2 separate regions of the Homo sapiens genome follow, and region 1 is linked to region 2. A link is a contact called in ENCODE Hi-C or POLR2A ChIA-PET data. All regions are on one chromosome and are shown on one strand. Each heading gives the region's core, a stretch centred on a gene start or an enhancer-like site at or near the end of the contact. The rest is flanking DNA. Distances are from core to core; before and after follow the strand shown.

What was found. Hi-C counts contacts between places; a loop is a spot of excess contacts on that map. ChIA-PET counts read pairs that join two places held with the same protein, here RNA polymerase II (POLR2A). Pooled maps may share reads with other maps.
Region 1: a loop to region 2 is called in a pooled map, with 2.7 times the contacts of the local background. The contact joins the enhancer-like site here to the promoter of LPGAT1-AS1 in region 2. A Hi-C loop is called at or near these places in 1 of 168 maps with a recorded cell type or tissue (Right ventricle myocardium inferior) and 4 of 50 pooled maps. POLR2A ChIA-PET finds 5 or more read pairs at or near these places in 2 of 52 experiments (activated B cell and activated CD8-positive, alpha-beta memory T cell).

What each region holds. Positions count from the first base shown.
Region 1 is chr1:212,745,900-212,751,401 of GRCh38, reverse strand. All of the region lies in intron 4 of NSL1 (NSL1 component of MIS12 kinetochore complex), which reads left to right. Among named protein-coding and RNA genes, the nearest start is that of NSL1, 43 kb to the left of the region's middle. Within about 2 kb of position 1,386, at least 6 of the 41 ENCODE cell types and tissues checked have a DNase peak (open chromatin) inside an H3K27ac peak, as active enhancers do.
Region 2 is chr1:211,829,678-211,835,196 of GRCh38, reverse strand. It overlaps LPGAT1-AS1 (LPGAT1 antisense RNA 1), which reads right to left and starts at 4,236. Exons shown (of 6, transcript NR_135820.1): 1 at 4,157-4,236; 2 at 3,785-3,941. It overlaps LPGAT1 (lysophosphatidylglycerol acyltransferase 1), which reads left to right and starts at 4,434. Exons shown (of 8, transcript NM_014873.3): 1 at 4,434-4,624. RefSeq lists a silencer at 4,250-5,009.

The sequences.
Region 1 (5,502 bases), core at 137-2,636, 920 kb before region 2:
CTTATTCAAGTCTAGATACATTTCTCAGCTTCTGTTTCTTTACCTACAAAAGGAGGCTGATGAAACCCACTTGCCTCCCAGGGTTGCTAAAATTGCATAAGATTGATTGAGAATGTATGTCAGCCCATACTACTATAGGAATGGGCTGTCCATGGAACAGGTAGGGAAAGTTTTCATGCCATTGTGTTTTTCTTCCTTGTACCCTTCTTCCTTTTATAACTAAGTTTCTCAAATGAATAATCTATACTCAGTAGCTTCACTTTTAATCTTTCATTCTTGTAAAAAAAATCAATAGTATTTCATATTTGTATTTTTATGACTATGTAAGTGTTCTTCAATCTGAGTCAGGTAATTATTATTTTGTTCCTGAGTCAGATAATTATTACTACGAGTATATTCTTTCTTGAATAGCTTTCTACCCCTTTTGGAACAATAATTGCTTTATTATTATTTTTTTTCGTTTGAGGCAGTCTTGCTCTGTGACTCTGGCTGGAGTGCAGTGGCGCTATCTCGGCTCACTGCAACCTCTGCCTCTCAGGTTCAAGCCATCCTCCCACCTCAGCCTCCCTAGTAGCTGGGATTACAGGCGCCCGCCACCATGCCCGGCTAATTTTTTGTATTTTTAGTAGAGACAGGGTTTCACCATGTTAGCCAGGCTAGTCTCGAACTCCTGACCTCAGGTGATTTACCTGCCTCTGCCTCCCAAAGTGCTGGGATTACAGGTGTGGCTCACCATACCTGGCCTATTTTTCTGTTTGCTTTGTTTTCTGTTGTGTCTAACAGAACTGTAAAATTCATCTCAATATGGCAAACACTTAAGGTTATCTCTCAGATCCATTTTTAAACTTTATCTTTTCCTCGGAGATACTTCTCTGGGAACCTTCTGTCCTCCTATTCCAGTCTGGACTGGCTGCTGTCTAGGCCTGGTGCAAAATTTTCATCCTGCCTGTTCCTTTCATCATCGTCCTGGGAATTTCCCTTCCTTCTCTCATGTTTTAAATCGTGTTTCCTGGTTCCTGTTTTCTACTCTTTCTTGATTTATTCTCTTGTCTTTGATGTATCACATCCTCTACCACCCACCTCCTCCCAGCTCACCTAGCCCCAAATCCTCTATTAAGGCAACTTTCTTACATCACCTGTGAAGATTTCCCTCTCCCTTCGGTTCCCTTGTTAGATTGATCTCACCCTCCTTTGTGCCTCCATGGCACCCTCTATCATAGCCTTGGTCCATCATGACTACTGAACACCTACTGTACACGTTAGGCACTCTGTTCAACATTAGGGATTCTGAGATTAAAAGAATGTGTTTCCTGTTCCCAAGGGAGTTCTGGAAGCTAAATGAGAATGCCAGGGTTCTCACTGGGGTTAGTACTGCCCTCTAGTGGACCCTTTGAAAAAGTGAAAGAAAGTTTTTGGTTGCCATATTAATGGGAAAGTGTAGCTGGCACTTTGTAGTCAGGGGCCAGGCATACTAGATGTCTCATATGTCCAGCACAACTTTAGGATATCTCACTAGACATTCATTTGTTAAAATATGTTTATAATTATTCAGCCTAGGACCTAATTCCATTTTACACACAAACCCAAACTACTCTTAGCACTTTTTACATTGTCATTGCTTGTGCAACCGATAGAAAACAGCTGTTGTTCAGCAATGTGAGTTTAGAGACAAATTTCTTTTTAAGGTAGCATGAGATATTTTAAGAATTCTTTATATTGGTCATTGATGGCGCTTAGTCTCTAAGAATCCTAGTGAGAGGCTTCACAAATCAGTGAATATGGTTATCAGTGCTGTTAATTAAAAAATAAAGTGTAGGCTGGGCATAGTGGCTCACACCTGTAATCCCATCACTTTGGGAGGCTAAGGCAGGAAGACTGCTTGAGTCCAGGAGTTTGAGGCTGCAGTGAGCTATGATCGTGCCACTGCACTCCGGCCTGGGTGACAGAGTGAGATGCTTGAGCCCAGGAGTTTGAGGCTGCACTGAGCAGTGATCACATCACTGTACTCCAGCCTGGGTGACAGATCGAGACCCTGTCTCAAAAAAAAAAAAAAAAAAAAAAACACAATAAAACGCAAAATCCCTTAAGTGATGGATTATTTTGTAAAGTTTGTAATGTAAACAATATAATAACAATGAAGAAGAATATGATTTTACCTTACCCTATTCATAAAAGATAACTTTTCATATTAAATGTTAATAAATATTTTGTTCATTATTGTATGTGTGTGTGCACATATATTGCAGTATAACATATAATGCACAGCTTTATGAATTTATTTACATGCATACACCTACACACATGTAACTGCCACCATGATCTAGAAATAGAATATCTGCATAGTTGGAAAATATAGGATAAACTTATTTTTAAACAGTATATTGATTATATTTTTTTAATACTGTGCCTATTATGTTTTCATGTATACAATAAATACAATTCAGAGTGTCCAAAAAACCTGGAAGCATAAAGAAAACAGTGCGTTTATTGTATTTTTAAAAATATTCACAATTGGGGCCACTGCTTTAAATTTAGAAGTGTTTTACTTGGAAAAATATATTGAGGTTGAAGAAAAAGATATTGAACATATTATTTGAAAATGTAACTAGCACATATTTATCCTGTTCCCCAGCCTTATGGATACCCTGTATAACATTTCCAGTACCCCAAAATGTTTCCCATACCCCTTTTTAGTCATTATACCATTTCTATCAGGTATAACCACTATTCTGACTTACATCATCATAGATTTTTGTCTTTTCTTGAACTTCATGTAAATGGAATCATATAGTATGCATTCTTGTGTTACCTTCTTTAAATTGGTGTTATTCCTATGAGATTCATCCACGTTTTGAATGTAGCAGAAGTTCTTTGTTATTGTTGTGTAGTATTCCATTGTGTGTCTACAGACAATTTATCTCTTCTGTTGTTACTTGATTTGTTTCCAGATTTTGGCTATATGAATAAAGCTACTATGAACATTCTTATACCACATTTATACTCATCTCTCGTAGATATATATCTAGAAATAGAATTTTTGGGTCACATGTAGGCATATGTTTGGCTTTTATAGCTATTACTAAAAAGTTTTCTGAAGTGGTTATTTCAATTTATACTTCTAACAGCAGGTATGATAGTTACAGTTGTTCCATATCCCTAACAACAATTCATAGTGTTACTAGATTACATAATATTTATTCAATCAGTGATAAGTAAAAAGTTAACAGATATTATCATATCATTAAATATATTTGAAACTGCAAGAAGATGACATAAATCACATTAAAGTGAAGGAATTATAGTATTTATCTACAATCATATATTATTTGAAAGTAAGGCTGGTCACAGTGGCTCATACCTGTAATCCCAGCACTTTGGGAGGCCAAGGTGGAAGGATCACTTGGGGTTGGGAGTTCGAGACCAGCCTGACCAACACGGTGAAACCCCATCTCTACCAAAAAATGCAAAAATTAGCCAGGCCTGGTGGCACATGCCTGTAGTCCCAGCTACTCAGGAGGCTGAGATATGACAATCACTTGAACCAGGAGGCAGAGGTTGCAGTGAGCCGAGATCACACCACTGCACTCCAGCCTGGGTGACAGAGTGAGACCCTGTGTCAAAAAAAGAAAAAAGAAAATAAATCTCACTAGGAATTTTATTTCTACCTAAGATAAGCCTAAATTTATTCCTTTGAAAATATATTGCTCTCATGTTGTATTAGTTATCTATTGCTGCCTAACAAATTATCCCAAAGTTTAGCTGCTTAAAACAATAAATGTGTTATCTCTTACTGTTTCTGAGGGTCATTAATCTGATAGCAGCTTAGCTGGGTAGTTCTAGCATAGGGCTCTCACAAGGTTGTAGTCAAGATGTCATTTGGAGCTGCAGTTATCTTTCAGGGCTCACCTGGGACTGTGGGAAATCCACTTTCAAACTCACTCACATAGTTGTTGGCAGTACAGCCCTGGCTGGTGTGTTAGAGACTTTAGTTCCTTACAACGTGGGCCTCTCCATAAGCTTCTGTAACATGTCAACCTACTTCTTGCAGGACGAATGATCTGAAAGGCATAGGGAATGAATGAATAAATGAATACCCAAGACAGAAGTTGTCTTTTTTATAACCTAATCTTGGAAGTGATTTGCTATTACTTGAGCTGTTAGTTACTGGTCATGCAGGCTGACCTAGTACACTGTGGGAGAGGACTGCACAAGGAGGCATGAATACCCTGCACAAGGCAGAGATCACTGGGGGCCATCTTTTTTTTTTTTTTTTGCTCTGTCGCCCAGGCTGGAGTGCAGTGCGATCTCAGCTCACTGCAACCTCCGCTTCCTGGGTTCCAGTGATTCTTGTGCTTCAGCCTCCCTTGTAGCTGGGACTACAGGCACACACCTCCATGCCTGGCTAATTTTTGTGTTTTTAGTAGAGATGGAGTTTTGCCATGTTGGCCAGGCTGGTCTCGAACTTCTGGCTCAAGTGATCCACCCACCTCAGCCTCCCAAAGTGTTGGGATTACAGGCCTGGGCCACCGCACCTGGCCACAGGGGCCATCTTGAAGACTACCACACATATGGATGCTTATTTTTTGTTGTGGCAGTGGCAAAGTACACATAAAATTTACCATTTTAACCATTTTGAAGTGTATGATTCACTGGCAGCACATTCATAAAGTTGTGCAACTCATCTAAGCAGTTTCTTACCTTTGGCATGGAGCATCTTAGTTTATTTTTTCATTTTCAACCTATGTTTGTCTTTGGATCTAAAGTGAGTTATAGACAGAATAGAGTTGGAATCATGTCTTTCTTATCCGTTTGCCAACTTTTGTCTTTAATTGGAAAGTTTAATCCATTTACACTTACTGATAAGGAAGGACTTTTGCTATTTTGGTATTTGTTTTCTATACTTTTTTACTTCCACAATTCCTCCATTACTGTCTTCTTTTTTGTTTAATTGAGCTTTTTGAAGTGTGCCACTTTTATTATTTTCTGTATAGTTCTTAGGGGTTTTTTTTAGTGGTTTCCTTGGGGATTACAATTTGCATCTGAAATTTATAACAATGTAGTTTGAATTAATACCACTTTAGTTTTAATACTGTATAGAACTTCTTCTATACAGCTCTGTTTCTCCCCCTTTATGTTGTCATTGTCACAGATTTCATCTTTATACATTGTATATCCATTAATGTAGATTTATAATTGTTGTTTGATGCATTTGTCTTTTAAATTATGTAGAAAAAAAGGAGACGTCACAAACTAACTTTTATATTTACCTATGTAGTTACCTTTATTGGTATTCTTTATTTGTTCGTGTGGCTTCAAGGTGCTGTCTAGCATCCTTTCATTTCAGCCTGAAACACTGTTAGCAGTTTCGTAGTCCAGGTTTACTAATTATTAACTCCTTCAAGTTGTTTTGTTTTGTTTGTTTGTTTGTTTGTTTTTGAGATGGGGTCTTACTCTGTCATTCAGGCTAGAGTGTGGTGGTGCCATCATAGCTCACTGCAGCCT
Region 2 (5,519 bases), core at 2,987-5,486:
AGAACATGGCCTGGATTGTTGAAAGTGATCAATAAGTGCCAGTGATTATTATTATTTTAACGTAATATTTTGAATCTTATGTTATGAAAATGCAAGTTTAAATCTGAACTATGTCTTTTTTTTTGAATTTGCTTTTTTTTGGCATTTTAAAATTCTATTCTAAATGTTAGGATTCTTTTTTTTTTTTTAATACTTTAAGTTTTAGGGTACATGTGCACAACGTGCAGGTTTGTTACATATGTATACATATGCCATGTTGCTGTGCTGCACCCATTAACTCATCATTTAGCATTAGGTATATCTCCTAATGCTATCCCTCCCCGCTCCCCCCACCCCACAACAGTCCCCAGTGTGTGATGTTCCCCTTCTTGTGTCCATGTGTTCTCATTGTTCAATTCCCACCTATGAGTGAGTGAACTATGTCTTATTCATAGGTGTACTATGTGATTTTATAGGTTCTGTGAGTAGAAGAACTTGCCAAAATATCCTTCTCCAAAACATCTTACAAATATACTCATCCATTACAATACCTGATAATCTGCCAGCAGAAATACATTAAGGCTTTGGGGGTTTTAGTTTCTGTATAAAATACTAATGCTTTAGGAAGAGAGTTCTCTCTTCCATTTTTTAGCCATAAGCCCCTTGTCATGGATTAGCTGACCACACCAGGAAGGGGAGATAAGGATTGAGCCAAGGAAACATAACATTGGACAGGTGAGAAAGAAGGTTCTAGCTTAGAGTATTATCTGTTTGGGGAGCAGGGGGAGGCCTCATGTGGAGTCTTCAGGGCCCTTTGGAAACTAGGGATAATTTTAGCCTTAAGAAGGGAAAAGAGAAGCTAGCCGAACAGGAGAGGAGCATGGAGGAGACACAATTGTTTACTTTATAGTATTGTTTAGGGTCAATCATGTTAATAAAAAGAATTGCTGAAATGGCTGAGAGTTGCAGTCAAGTCTGGAGGATTTTTTTTTTCTTTGAGACAGAGTCTTGCTCTGTCGCCCAGGCTAAAGTACAGTGGCATGATCTAGGCTTACTGCAACCTCTGTCTCCCAGGTTCAAGCAATTCTCGTGCCTCAACCTCCCGAGTAGCTGGGATTACAGGCGGGTGCCATAACGCTCGGCTAATTTTTGTATTTTTAGTAGAGGCAGGTTTTCGTCATGTTGGCCAGGCTGGTCTCAAACTCCTGACCTCAAGTGATCTGCCTGACTCAGCCTCCCAACGTGTTGGGATTACAGGTGTGAGCCACCACACTCAGCCAAGTGTGGATGATTTGGCTCACCCTATCTGAAAAATTTTAAGGTTATAAGCCCTGGAGCATTTTATATAAAATAATTATTGACATGAATATAGAAGAGAACATCCATATATATTTCCATTTTTTGTTTGAAGTTAAAGCTGACAACAGTCAGAATGCATGACTCTTTTGGGCTGCTGATTTCAAGCCTGCAACTGTTTCCTAGCAATGTAGGGGGCCTGTGCCAAGTCATTGAAGGTTATTGCTGGTAGGGTTTCTCCCTAGACAGGAAATAGTTCACTGGAGCTTTAGTGCAGAAACCAACACAGGTAGGTAAAATGTTTTTATAATTGCCACTAGGAAAAAGAGAGGGCCCAGGGGGTACTCTTCTGCCCAAGGGAACCTCTCCCTGGTTATAACCTAATTTGTTGTGTGTATGTGGACTAGATGGGTGGAATTCAACCTTCTAAGGTATTGTGGTTATATTGCTTTCAAATGACTGGCGATTCCAAGAAATGTAAGAAATCCTCTTTCTTTTTCAAAGGACCATTCTCTTGTGGTTCAAATGTGGGCTTTTGAAACAGAAACAATAATGTCTGTGGCTATAGGGTGGGGTCTGTTCATTTCCCTCTTTTCTCTATTGGAGTGTACATGAAGGTGTTGAAATTGTTGGCTTCATGTTTGTGTTTTGATAAAGATGGCTCTAAGGTAGCAGGATAGGGGACTAGAAGCTAACTAGTCATTGAAGAAGATCCTTGTTTTCCACAGAACAGTCTACCCTGGAGAACTGGCTGTTCCAATCTTCCTGTTACAGTCATTCAGAGCATTCATACATCTCTCTGTCCATGGTGCAATAAAATAGGCTATGGAACAATCTCAGGAGGCTTCCTAAGTGGTTGAAAGGAGGCAGGGCAAAAAAATTGTAGTATAGGCAAGAGGAAGGTAAAACTAACTAAAACGAACTTCGAAATGCAAGAAATAAACACAAGCATCATCTGAAATTGTTCCCTTAAGAAGTCAGCCCTAACAGTTTCTTATCTATTATAGCAGCTGAATTATCTTGAAACTGATATTGTGGTCAGAAAGTTAAGAAGATAACCCCTCTCCTACACTCTTGGCACAAAACCAGGGCATATCTATACCTGGAACATAATGTGTTGTACTGTTGGTTGAGTTTCAAGAAAAGTCCAATGAGGTTGGAAGCAGTTAATATGAGGATATCTGAAAAGATCAAGGAGATTAGGTATTCCCTACTCCTTCCATAAGGAGGTACTGAAATGGCAGAATTCTGCAATGAGAGATGGTGATCAGCAAGCCGAGGGGACAGGCCTCAGAAGAAACCAGACCTCCCCACACTTTGATCTCTGATCTTGGCCTTCAGAACTTCGAGAAAATAAGTTTCTGTTGTTTAAGCCACCCAGTTTGCAGTATTTTGTTATGGCAGCTCTAGCTGACTAACACACATGAGAACACATATGATCAAATGATTTAAAATTATGAAGGGTCTAGAAGAGAATGTGATCATCTCAGAATACCTCTAAGTCAGGGTTTCTTAAAGCAAGGTCTGCATACTACTTGCATCAGAATCACCTATGACGCTTTTTAAAAAGCAGGTTCTCAGGTCCACTGGACCTAGATTATTAAAATGTTCTGGTATGATGCTGAAGAATCTGTCTCTTTGGTAGACACTTCAAGTGTTGTTTTTGTACACTAAAGAGCCAGAGGTCCTGCCCAACCTCTGGCTCTTTTCTGAGCCTGAAAATGAATTCTGGGCCTGGTACTAATTGCATTTCATCAAGTGCTGCTGTGTCTGGTCCTCTGGCAGATGGTCCCTGATCCAGGAATCACGTGTAAATCCCATTGTAGGTTATCTCTCTCCAGGTGTCAGCCAACGTTTACGCAGCATGTGGGAAAGCTGAATTGCATGGACCAGATGGAATCCTTAGAGTTTATTCTTGATTGTGGAAATAAATATGTACCTCACCTATCTTACTGAAGAATATAATGACATATTTTGAATAATAAAGTATATATATTATCTCTCTCATGAGATTTATTTAAAGATCTTACTACCTTGTCAATAAAGAGAGAATGCAAGGAATAGAATGGGGCATATCTTTCCTTCACCTGTGGACCTAAGAGGAACTGAAATTAGAGAAAGTTGAGAGTCCAGAGCAAACGCTGTGATGAACATTTTCAAAATAGGCAGAATAGGTGGCATTCTGATTCAAATATGGCAGTTCCCTAGGGAGTGTGAAATCTGCCCTGCCCCATCCCCTCCATTTACAAATGTGCTTAAGGGACATAAGGTTTTATAAACAGGATTTTTAAAAACTAAAATTTAGGCAGATCATTTAAGAATGCTCAAGGGGGTAGGTCAATGGACTATTTCTCTATTTTCCTTCAGGTGGTCCAGCCTTTGAACCAGAATGCAGCTATAGTATCCCAAGTGACGGGGTCTGTCTAGGAGTTCCCATGGCCACTGTTTTTTGTCTTTTCGGTTTTTCTTTTTATGGCGGGCGGGGGAGGGCGGGCGGGTGAGTACTTACTTAATGCCAGGCACTTGGTTGTTTTTTCCTTCTTGACTAACCAGATTTCAGTTTCTCTGTGTAGACCATTCATTCCCACTGAGTTTCTTGGTGGGGTGGTGGGGGCGGGGGCGATGAATGGGAAAGTGGAATTGCCATTAATGTTCCAGCTGCTTTCCTGAAACAAGACTTTTGACCGTAAAAAGAATGAATTTGAAACTCTAGACAATAATACACTGCAGAGGTTAAGAAGAAAAGCCATGAGTGCAACCGGGTTTCATTAAGAATGAAAAGTGGACATTTAGCCGTCAAGGAGACAGGTTCCTAGTTTGGGCAGAGAAGAGAGCCCTAACAATGAAAGGCGGCCGTGTTGGCTGAAAGGGGGCTCTCAACTGAAACCAAGGCACTCCTGGGGTGTGAGGATGGGTGTTCATTCCTAGATCTTTCCGAGCGGCCCTTTCCCTCAGTATGTTCTGGACTCACTGAGGTCCTGGCCGAGCGTCCAGGTAGCCCCGAGGGCCCCGACTCGCTGGCGCAGGGGTAGGGGGAGCGGGCCAGGCGGGGCAAGCGGGCCAGGCAGCGGCGGCGGCGCTTTCATTAGAGGGCGCTGTGGGAGCGGCTCCGCCGCAGTCCCGACTCCCGCCGCTTCCTCCCGCCGCCCCTCCCCGCCAGTCCGGGCGAACGCGGCCGGGCCCTTGGGGACCGAGTCTCGGCGCCGCCGGGGAACGGGCGCGGGCCGCGCCACAGCCGGAGCGGGGCAGGGCCCCGCCACCGCCTTCTTCCGCCGGCCCCGCCGCCGGCCATGCATTCTTCCGGCTCCTCTGACTCCCAAAGCCCCGGCTGGGGCCCGGCCAGCCCGAGGTAACCTCCGGCTCCGCGGTCGCAGGCCCCAGAGCGGCAGCGGAGCCGGGCCAGGGGAGGCGCTGGGGGCGGGGAAGGGGGTGTCGTCGTCGCGTGGCCCGGGGAGGCGGCAGCGGCCTGAGGGACGAGGGCGCGGTAGGCCCCGGGGAGGAGGCGGGGGCGCGGGGCATCCGCCCGCCTCCCCGGGACCCGCCCGGGTGACAGGTCCGGCCTCTGAGTCCCCGCCGTCCCTCTGTCCGCAGGCAGCCGCGAGGGGAGTAGGGCGCCAGCGCGCCCGCTCGCGCAGCGCCTCGGGCCGCTTGGGCCGCCACCGCGTCCATGACCGCGACCCCTCGGCGGGGGACACCCGCCCCCGCTCTCCGCAGCCGCCCGCCGTCCGCGCCCGCCGAGGTGAGCCCGGCGCGCGGGCCGCGCCCGCCGCCACGACCCTTCCACATCCGCGGAAACCGCTGCAGGCTCCACCGGCTCCCCGCGCTGCGGTCGCCTCTTCTCTGCCCCTTTCATCATCCCCTGCTTCCTTGCCCTCTGGTCGGAAATCTCATTCTCTTCATCCCCAGTTCCTTGGCTTTTACCTCTTTCTGGCTTTTGCTCCCTTCCCCCTACTCCTGTCCTTCCTCTTTTTCGCATTATAACCCCCTACTTTCTTCCTCTCACCTTGTAAGCTTTTTTTCTAGGCCCCCCATTTTTTTTCTTAAAAAAAAAAGGGAAACAAAAACCCTATTGCTACAAATGAGAATTTTGAGGGTAACTCTTCGCTAGAGCCAGAGACCTTTTAAAGGAATGCATCGGTGTGCAGGAATCGTGGTGGTGAGGAGACTGAGGTCCTCAGTATCTGGGAAATCTTATTGAGGGGACCCTGTTTCGGTCATGTCACTTGTGTCTTCAGTTTGGAGAT